Regions from separate parts of the Homo sapiens genome. Here region 2 is linked to region 1. The links are chromatin contacts, found by Hi-C or POLR2A ChIA-PET in ENCODE. All regions are on one chromosome and are shown on one strand. The core of a region is the stretch at or near the end of the contact, and the rest is flanking DNA. Distances in the headings are between cores, read along the strand shown.

Region 1 (4,564 bases), core at 1,162-3,661:
CCCATGCAATGTGCCTTCTGCACATTTTCAACTGACTCTTCCCCTCTGCAGCCAAGTTGACATATTAGTAAATTGATTCCAGGTGATGCTGACATTTTGTAATTATCACTATCTATAATTTTCATCTTATCCCATTTAATATTTTGATCATTTAAAATAGAGTAGCATACCTAATAGTGGTCATTAGTTTAGCTCAAGGGAAGATTCATGGTTTAATAAACTTACATTAGAAATAACTTACTAAAATTACAATTGGCATGATTAGCTACTTTTTTAAATAAAACATAACAGAGTGACTTTACCCATGCTGACAGCTTTTTTCTTTCACGCTGGTTCATTGTTCTATTGTTGTCTTGGAGGAAGAAAAGACATGTATAACACAGAAGTTGTAATAAAAACTGTAATAACCCGATACACAAAAACAAGGGTTATATTTCATTCTACATTTGACAGTAGCTGAGTAGTGTACTTTTTCTTGTTTTCTGACTGGACTGGAGGGAGGAAATCACTGTGACTTTGAATCAGGGTCACATTTGGGGTAGCTGTCCTCTTCTCCTGCTGTCTGGAGAGACTGTGAGGTTGCCTGAAAGGCAGTGGGATTTAGGCTTGACTTCCTTATTTCCCTAGGCATTGATTTTTTTTAAGTGTATCTTCTGAAGTTTGCCTCTAGGTTCACTTGAGGTATCATTTCTGAAGAATAAAAGTGGCAGTTTTAATATGCAGGCAATTTTTTAAAACAATGAAATAGAGATGTGATTATTGCCAGGGCAAGGCTGTTTAGTTGCCACAGGGAAACATTATACCAATTGGCCTATAGCTTGAAATTACAGCATTCTCTATATTCGTCCAGCTTTAGGGAAATGCAGACCACAAGGGTCCTGCCTACCGTTCTGCTTGCTGGTGGTTCAGGTTTTGTGAACTTATACAAGGGCTTGGTATTTGAATGCTATCTTAATGAGAATAAGCTTTTTTGTTGTGTACATTGGCAACTTGATGGCTAAGGTCATTCTCCATCCATTTGTCTAGCTACCCACACACCTATACATCCATCTACCCATCTGTCCACCCACTCACCCATCTATTCACCTATCCATCCACCCAGCTATTTATCTATCATCCATCCATCCACCCACCTACCCACTTATTCACCAATCCACCTATTAATCTATCCATCTACCCATCCATTCAGCTATTCATCTACCTATCAGTCCATCTATCTATTCAACCTTTCACATATCCACCCACTTACCTCCCCTCTCATCCATCAATATAGCCTTGTATCCATCCACGTAACCACTCATCCTTAAACAAAAATCAGTTGGCAAAACTGTAAGCATTGGTAATAAAGAGACATATAAGTCGCAGTTCTGTCCTTAAAGAGCTTAGGATCTAGTACGGGAGTATATGTAAACCAAAAATTACACAACAGTGTGCTCAGTGCACCTACAGAGAACTGTGCCGTGTTGCTGTGGGAACTCTAAAGAAAGAATGGTTTACTGTGTCTGAAGGATTCAAAGAAGGAGGCACACATGTGAACCTAAATGTCATATGTGGTAAAAGAGGAAGTAACCAGCCAGGGGTGAGGAACACAACAGCAGGAAATTAAGTAGCTGATGAATATTCAGACTTGAAGTTCCTCCTAAAGTGCCCATTTGTTGTTTGGTAGAAATATGGATATGTAGGAGGGGGCCTCTACCAGGGTGCAGAACATATGGTGGTATTATTAGGGCACCAGGCAGGAGCTGAAGTAGGGGCTCAGAAAGCCAATCACAAGAACCAGGATTCAGGGTGGGCCTGTGGTTTTGAATGGAAGAAAGGAGAAAAGAGTAAACAAATGGGCTGGGCACAATGGCTCACGCCTGTAATCCCAGCACTTTGGGAGGCTGAGGTGGGTGGATCACGAGGTCAGGAGTTGGAGACCAGCCTGGCCAACATGGTGAAACTCTGTCTTTACTAAAAATACAAACATTAGCCAGGCAAGTGCCTGTAATCCTAGCTACTGGGGAGGCTGAGGCAGGAGAGTCACTTGAACTCGGGAGGCGGAGGTTGCAGTGAGCCAAGATCGTACCACTGCACTCCAGCCTGGGCGACAGTGCCAGACTCCATCTCAAAAAAAAAAAAAAATAATAATAAACAAATGGATGCATGAACAAGTGCATAATAGGTAGATAAATACACCTTAGGAGACAGATCAAAATGCAGACTTGAATTTAATTGGCACAGACACTTAATTATGCATCTTGACATCTTTGACCAAAAACAAAATGCCAAGAACAAAAGCAGCTTCACGACCAAGCACATGCTGGAATCCGGCCTTCTGTCTGCCTTACTCCCGCTGCTGGTGAAGCTGCAGGAATCCTGACAGGAGCAGGCTGCCTTTCAGCTCCAAGTTCCTGGCACTAAGTTCTGCGCAGGGGCCTGGGCGAGGTCTTTATGACTTTCCAGAGGCTTCCAGGTCTCTATTGAAATGCAACAGCTGTTACTAGGGGCAACTCTACTTCCCAAACAAGAACATAGACTTTGTGGAGCTTTCCCAGGTGCTGTGAACCCAGCATTGCCAAACAATGCCTGGGACCCACAGCGTCTCCTTCCCCCATGGAGTTTAAATAGATTGGAAGCAAATGCTTGTTGACAACAGGTGTGGCTCAATGTGAGCAAACGTTCCATTCCGTTATTGCAGGGTTGGCACCGAGGGACATTTCCTGTGAAAGAAACAGGCTTCCAGGAGCATGGGCAATCCATACTCATAGCCAGACCTGCTCAGCTCCTCCCCTTCAGGGCCAAAGACCGCAAAGCTCCGTGAACAGGTGCTCCTAATAAATGCAGAGTTTTCCATAGCCCAAGCAAGGCTAGCAGGGAGGGGAGGGGTCCCTGGCCACAAAGCTCCAACCAGCCAACTGATCAGGCTTTCTGCGATGATGGAAGTGGCTGCATCATCATTAACTCAGCTAGATTAACCTGTTCAGCAGAAGCTTGCAGAGCTGCGTGAGCCTGCCTTCCACTCAGCTTGAATTAAAGAGATTGGGCTGCAAGGACACAGAGAGGTGAGCCCCAGGAGGTGGGGTCCCAGTCCTGAGATTAGTGACAGCAGCCCTGAGGATGTAGAGAAAAACTTCTTACTCCTTTGAAAAATGTGTGCAGTGATTCTTTTCCTCCCTGAGCTGTCTTGGAGCCAAAGTAAGTTCTTCACGGAACTAAATGGAGTTGCTTGTTCAATGAGATTCTAATTTCAGTGAGAGGACTTCTCGGCTACATATGTATTGCTTTGGGAAGTCCTCCCTTCCGAGGCAAGGGCTTCTCCACACCTAGGATTTGATGTAGAATTACTAGGGCAGTATGTAAGGACAGAGAAAGAACAGAGGCAGCGGCAGGCTTCTGACAAGGGAATACTGGTAATCAGGCTCTCTGCATAATTTTTGGAGATTTGGAGATGGAGTTAGTGGAGGGAAAGAAAGAAACGGATATAATTAGAAAAAGAAAAAAATACTAATGTCTTCACAATACTTAATGTTAGAAATTCAATTTGTTTTTTTCTTCTACCTCCGCAGGCTCTACATGTTCCTGGAGGTGTGTGTGGCTGGGCAATTATCCTTTTTCACTCTTGCCCAGTGCTTGTTTTGAATGCAAATGTATTAGTTCAGATGGGCCAAGTTGCAGTAAAAGAAATCCACCCCCAAATTTCGGTGGTTTAACAGAACAGATGTTCTTATCCTGCTTACCCAACAGCTCTAGTGGGTGTTTCTTCTATGAAGCTGCTCAGAAACTCAGGCTGATGGGTGACCCTGCCATTTTCAACATCTGGTCTTCAAAGTGACCTTAGACGTTGACATCCCTGTCGGCCAGAATGCAGAAGTATCACGGCGCAGCATGTGGGAGAGGTTCTTATGGACTGTGCCTGGAAGTGGCAGACATTGTCCCCATCACTTGGTCAAATGACCACACCTACCAGCAAGGGCAATGAGGAAATGTGGTCCAGCTGTGTGTGTACAGGAAGAAGGGACAGCGAATGCTCTCCCCCACACCCTGCTTTCAGGGTTTATCCTTGTCATTTATTGAGGGCCTGCTATGTGCCCTACATTGTCCTAGGAGCTGAGGATACAGCTGTCCACAGAATACCCACGGTCCTTGCCCACACATGGTTAGAACCTAGTGAGGGAAGAAGAAGAATTAATACCTCTTTATAAAATTAATTAATTACACTTTGGATAAGGGTCATAGGGGAAAACTTCAGGGCACCATGAGAGCTGGTAACTCTCTCTATGGTGAGGTGAAGGGGAAGTAGAGGAGGTTTCTGGGAAACAGTGACATTCAAACTGGCAAAAAGAAAGCAAAACAGACTTAACCAGGCAGATGCACAGCAGGGTGGCATTTTAGGAAGTGGGACCAGCAGCTGAAAAGTCCTTAGGCAGAAAATAATTTCAAACATTTTAGACCCTTCCTCCAAAGGGCAGCGAGGCTGATGCACATTGAAGAGGCCAGAGAGCGCCTTGAAATGAGACAGAAGAGCTGCTCCGGGCTGAGATGGAAGTCATCTTCCTGGACTCAGACAGTTAGGGCTACTCCT
Region 2 (4,564 bases), core at 1,309-3,808, 210 kb after region 1:
AGGATCTAACAAGCAGGTTTTCCTGAAACGTCATTTTGACAGGGTTATAGTCAGGTGGAATCTCTTAACTGCAGTGGTCACCTGGTGCTTCGTTCTTTGGTGCACAGAGAGGGGGCTGCAGAGGATTAACATGGAAGAAGCAAGCACTCCCCCTCCGTTGTTACCCCTCCCTGCAAGATCCTGAAGCCCTGATTCTTTCCCCATCATTATATCCCTTTTCAGGAACGGAAATGTCTTCTGCAGAGCCAGCCCATTCCCTCTGGTGCTGGTCTCAGGGGAAGTACAGCATCTGGCTCCCACCCTCCATCTAATTACCCATCTGTTTGTGGGGAGGGAAGGGATGTTCTATTCCCCTTCTCTTCCCAAACATTTTAATGTGCTGATGCATGAAGACGACAGCAGCTGCACCTCAGAACCCATCCTTTGTGCATCACACTCACTGGCTTAGCTTTTCTGTTCAGTTCTTGGATGGGCCTCTTTATAGCTAGAGACCCACGTCTCTAACTCCTCCTCATCCTGACTTAGTACAACCCTGGCCCTTGCATTAGACTGCTCCAGATTCCATGTTGCTCTCTGATTCAGCATCATCAAGCCTCAGCGGGGTGCCTGAGACCCCCTACCTTTAGGGAGGGGCAGGGATTTCCCTGCTCTGCTCTTGGCCTAGGGCTTCTATCAGCTCCAGCAAAGAGACCATGGAGAGCGTAGCCTTTCATCGTAATCTCCCAACCTTTACTCAGCTAATGGCCCCTTTGGTTATTTCTCTCTCACTCTGGAAGCCATGTTTAGAAAGAGCTGATATACTGAACAAATTGCACTTAATAAATATTCACTTATTTTCCCTCTTTTTAAAAATTAATCAAGTTCTTTGTAAGGAAGAAAAACGTATTAGTCTTTGACAAATGAAACTACCAATCTCCATTGATACCTACGTTGATAGTATTCAAGCCCCAAACAAACACTTCTTAGCTGGCTCAGATGATCTGGTTAAGGGGAACTTTGTCAGTTTAGTTCAGCTTTGTGAAATACTGAAGGATTTCAGACCACTATTAATACCTGAGTAAAGTGGTTAAGAGAATAACTTTGGACATAGAGACAGATGGGTTTCATTTGGCCACATACTAGCTACATGACCTCGGGCAAGTTTCTGAACTTGATGCGGCTCCATTTCTTCATGGGTAAAATTGGGGTAATTATACTATTGATCCTGTAGGATTATCCTGAAGATAGAATGCATAATGTTTACAAAGCACTTGGTACAAAGAGGCATAAAGCAAGAAGTGAGTAAATGTTAACTGCTGCTATCTTTATTCCCGTCATTTTAATCATCACTATCAATTATCATCACAACCCAAGTGGCTCAGGGATGGAGAGACCCCAACTAGGACCCTCTCTCCATTCTAGGGGAAACATTTATTCAACTCAACTGTGGCCAGAACTCATAGTGAATCTCGCTATAGTCATCCTCCGTTTTGCAACAGCAGATTTTGCTGGGCTCGTGGTCACTCAGCTAAAGACTACTTTCTCCAGCCACCTTGCATCTAGGTATGACCATGGAACTGGGTGATGGCCACTAAGACATGAGTGAGCGTGATGTTAGCACATTAATCCATGCCTTTGAAAGGCAAGAAGTCTATTTTCCCTTCCTGTTTTTCCCTTCTTCAGCTGAAACGCAAACGTGGTGGTGAATCATCTTGAATTAAGCTGAAAAGGGTAACATGGAAGAGATGGCATGGCAACAGGATGCATCCCCAATACCATCAAGCCACCATTCCAATTCTGGACTGCCAACCTAGACTCTTAAATAAGGGAGAAAAAAAGTCCTTTTTGCTTTAAACTACTGAATCTGATATCACCTATTATAACACCATGGTGTATCGTAAAAACACACCAAACAACTATTTTCAAAATAGATGTGATACTTCTCCCCAGTTATACAACTTCTGGAAGCAGGAAGCCACTGCATTCCCCCACCCAGCTTGTCATGGTTTACTTCTGATTGGATATAACTAGATGATAACAGGGATCACGCTGCATCCATTGAGGAGAAAGATGATTCAACCCTCTCGCGGGCTGCTGGGGAATCGATATCGTTTAATTATGAGAAAGTAAACTGTGTTTACATTTTACACAGTGGCAAGAGGAAGGTCAAATCACAATCCTCATACCCTTTATCAAAACCATGCATCGCTGTTTGTCAAGTGAGATTCAAAATGGGATGAACTTGGAGAGTTGCCATCTTCCTGTTTTCTCCCTTGTTTGTTCATATGGCTGTGCTTTACAAGATTAAAAGGCTTACCGGGCAAAAGCATAGCAGAAGGAAGTAAAACCTTCGGGCAGATGAAATAATTCTTCCATTTTAGGAAAAAAAGGCAATTAGTTATTTGAGGTTTTCTGGGTGGGGCAGTGAGTAGAAGGTCATTATGTTCCTTTCCTGTTGTATATCGAAAATCAGTTGAGAAGTAATGAAAATGGTAAGAAAAAGAAAAAAAAAGAGTAAACCCTCTTCCTCTCCCAGTGGCCTCTACCCCATGACTCATCAGCTTCCTGAACTGGAACAACACTGAGCTTTATGACTACAGAAATGTCAGCTCTGAGCACAGTGCATACTTCTTTGTGTGAAGATCTTAGGCGGTTGTGCAAAAGCCAGCCCAGGACCCAGCATGGTCCTGCTTTATCTCTCTGCCGGGCTAGTCTCCATGTTCATTAGAAATGTGTGATTTCTTGACAAGCACTCTTTGGATTTGCTGCAGAGTCAGGTGATACATTGAAATCAGCAAAAACATTAATGATAGCAACAACAAAAACGACCTTGTTTAAGTTTTACGCCTTATAAGGGGGCAATGTTAGCCTTGTAATAAAAATGAGGTAACTGCAACTTGGAAATATTAGGAAATTTATTTAGGATATCTTAGAAAATCATAATGAGAGTGATGATGATGATGATGGTAGTGATGATGATTATGGTAATGATAACTATAGTGATGGTGATGACGATGGTGATGGTGGGGGTAATGGTGATGGTGATGGTGGTGATGATGATAGTGATGGTGATGGTGGTGATAGTAATGATTACGGTGGTGGTGATGATGATTCTAGTGATGGTGATGCTGATGGCGGTGATGGTGATGTTGATTATTATGGTAATGATAATTACGATGGTGTTGTTGATGATGGTGGTGGTGGTGGTAATGATGATGGTGATGGTGGTGATGATGATGATAGTGATGGTGATGGTGATGATGGTGATGGTGGTGATGATGATGATGATGATAGTGATGGTGATGGTGGTGATGGTAATGACGGTGGTGATGATGGTGATGGTAGTGGTGGTGATGCTGATGGTGGTGATGGTGGTGATGATGGTGATGATGGTGATGATAGTGATGGTGATGATGGTGGTGATGTTGATGGTAGTGATGATGATAATGATGGTAATGGGTGGTAAAGATGATAATGCCTTACTCTAGGCTAGATATTGTGCTAAATATTTCACTGACAAGCAAATGTGTAAACTCACAGTGCTCAGTATTGTGATTGACCCTAATACGTTTTCACTAATTGTTGGCTTCAGGGCTAGGACTAGAGTGAGGTGAATGAGGTACTCTCTTTGGGTCCAAATTTAAAGGGATACGAAAAATCTCAGTAATTAAAGTAAATAATATTTAATGCAATATTTTATAAAAATAAAAATTAGTGCAAAAATCCATGGTAAACAAAATGTCAACATTTTAAATAAAGGTTCTGTACATGCACAATATATTCTATTTACCTTCCCCTAATCCCACCCAGTTGTCTCAGCTAATGGCAATCTTATTTTATACTTGATGAAACAAGCCTGAGCCCAGGTTGTTCTTATCCCTGTTCTATAGGTGAAAATACTGGGCACAAGAGATTTTTCCACAATCACATAGCTAATATATGGAAAAGCTGGGATTTGAGCTCAGCTATATCTAACATAGAAGTTCAGCAGTCTATCTGGCTTCTAAGGTAAGTTTCTGTCACAACATTAAATATTCAGTATCATTTTCTGGGCTATTTTTAAATGGTAGGGAGTCAAAGAGATTAACTACCAGTTGCAGCTCTTATCAGGCCAACAATATCAGCTAAGGTGAATCTGATACTAGTAGAACTCTAAGAATGTGCATTTATTAAGTCACTCATATAAATAATATATTTAACCTACTTAGAAACTCTGTATAGAAGATATCAGTGTTGTATTTCATAAATAGAGAAAGAGAATCTCAGAGTTGAGCACTCACAGTCATGGTCAATTCATGGCAGAGTTGGTGACCAGCTCAAATTTTCTAGGTTGACATAATCCTGTCCTTTCTATGGCTTCAAAGCCATCCACGTTTGTCTCTTGATCCTGGAACTTTTTATATTTCGTCATACAGACCTTCCTAAGATCCTCACTTTGCTTGTATCATTTTCCCTAGAATAACTATTTTCTAAAACGCATTAATGCATTGATTTTAATAACATCTTGTGTCTTATGTAATTTTAAAAATCAGCATATATTGACTGAAGACATTTTGACAAAAGAGAAAGAAAGAACATAGCAAAA

Evidence for each region. Hi-C counts contacts between places; a loop is a spot of excess contacts on that map. ChIA-PET counts read pairs that join two places held with the same protein, here RNA polymerase II (POLR2A). Pooled maps may share reads with other maps.
Region 2: a map of mucosa of descending colon shows a loop between it and region 1 (3-fold over the local background). The contact joins two enhancer-like sites. A Hi-C loop is called at or near these places in 1 of 168 maps with a recorded cell type or tissue (mucosa of descending colon) and 1 of 50 pooled maps. POLR2A ChIA-PET finds 5 or more read pairs at or near these places in 2 of 52 experiments (PC-3 and activated naive CD4-positive, alpha-beta T cell).

The regions. Positions count from the first base shown.
Region 1 is chr16:82,780,443-82,785,006 of GRCh38, forward strand. All of the region lies in intron 1 of CDH13 (cadherin 13), which reads left to right. The region is part of intron 1 of LOC101928446 (a long non-coding RNA gene); the gene reads left to right. Among named protein-coding and RNA genes, the nearest start is that of MIR8058, 94 kb to the left of the region's middle. Within about 2 kb of position 2,412, at least 7 of the 41 ENCODE cell types and tissues checked have a DNase peak (open chromatin) inside an H3K27ac peak, as active enhancers do.
Region 2 is chr16:82,993,784-82,998,347 of GRCh38, forward strand. The region is part of intron 2 of CDH13 (cadherin 13); the gene reads left to right. Among named protein-coding and RNA genes, the nearest start is that of MIR8058, 310 kb to the left of the region's middle. Within about 2 kb of position 2,559, at least 5 of the 41 ENCODE cell types and tissues checked have a DNase peak (open chromatin) inside an H3K27ac peak, as active enhancers do.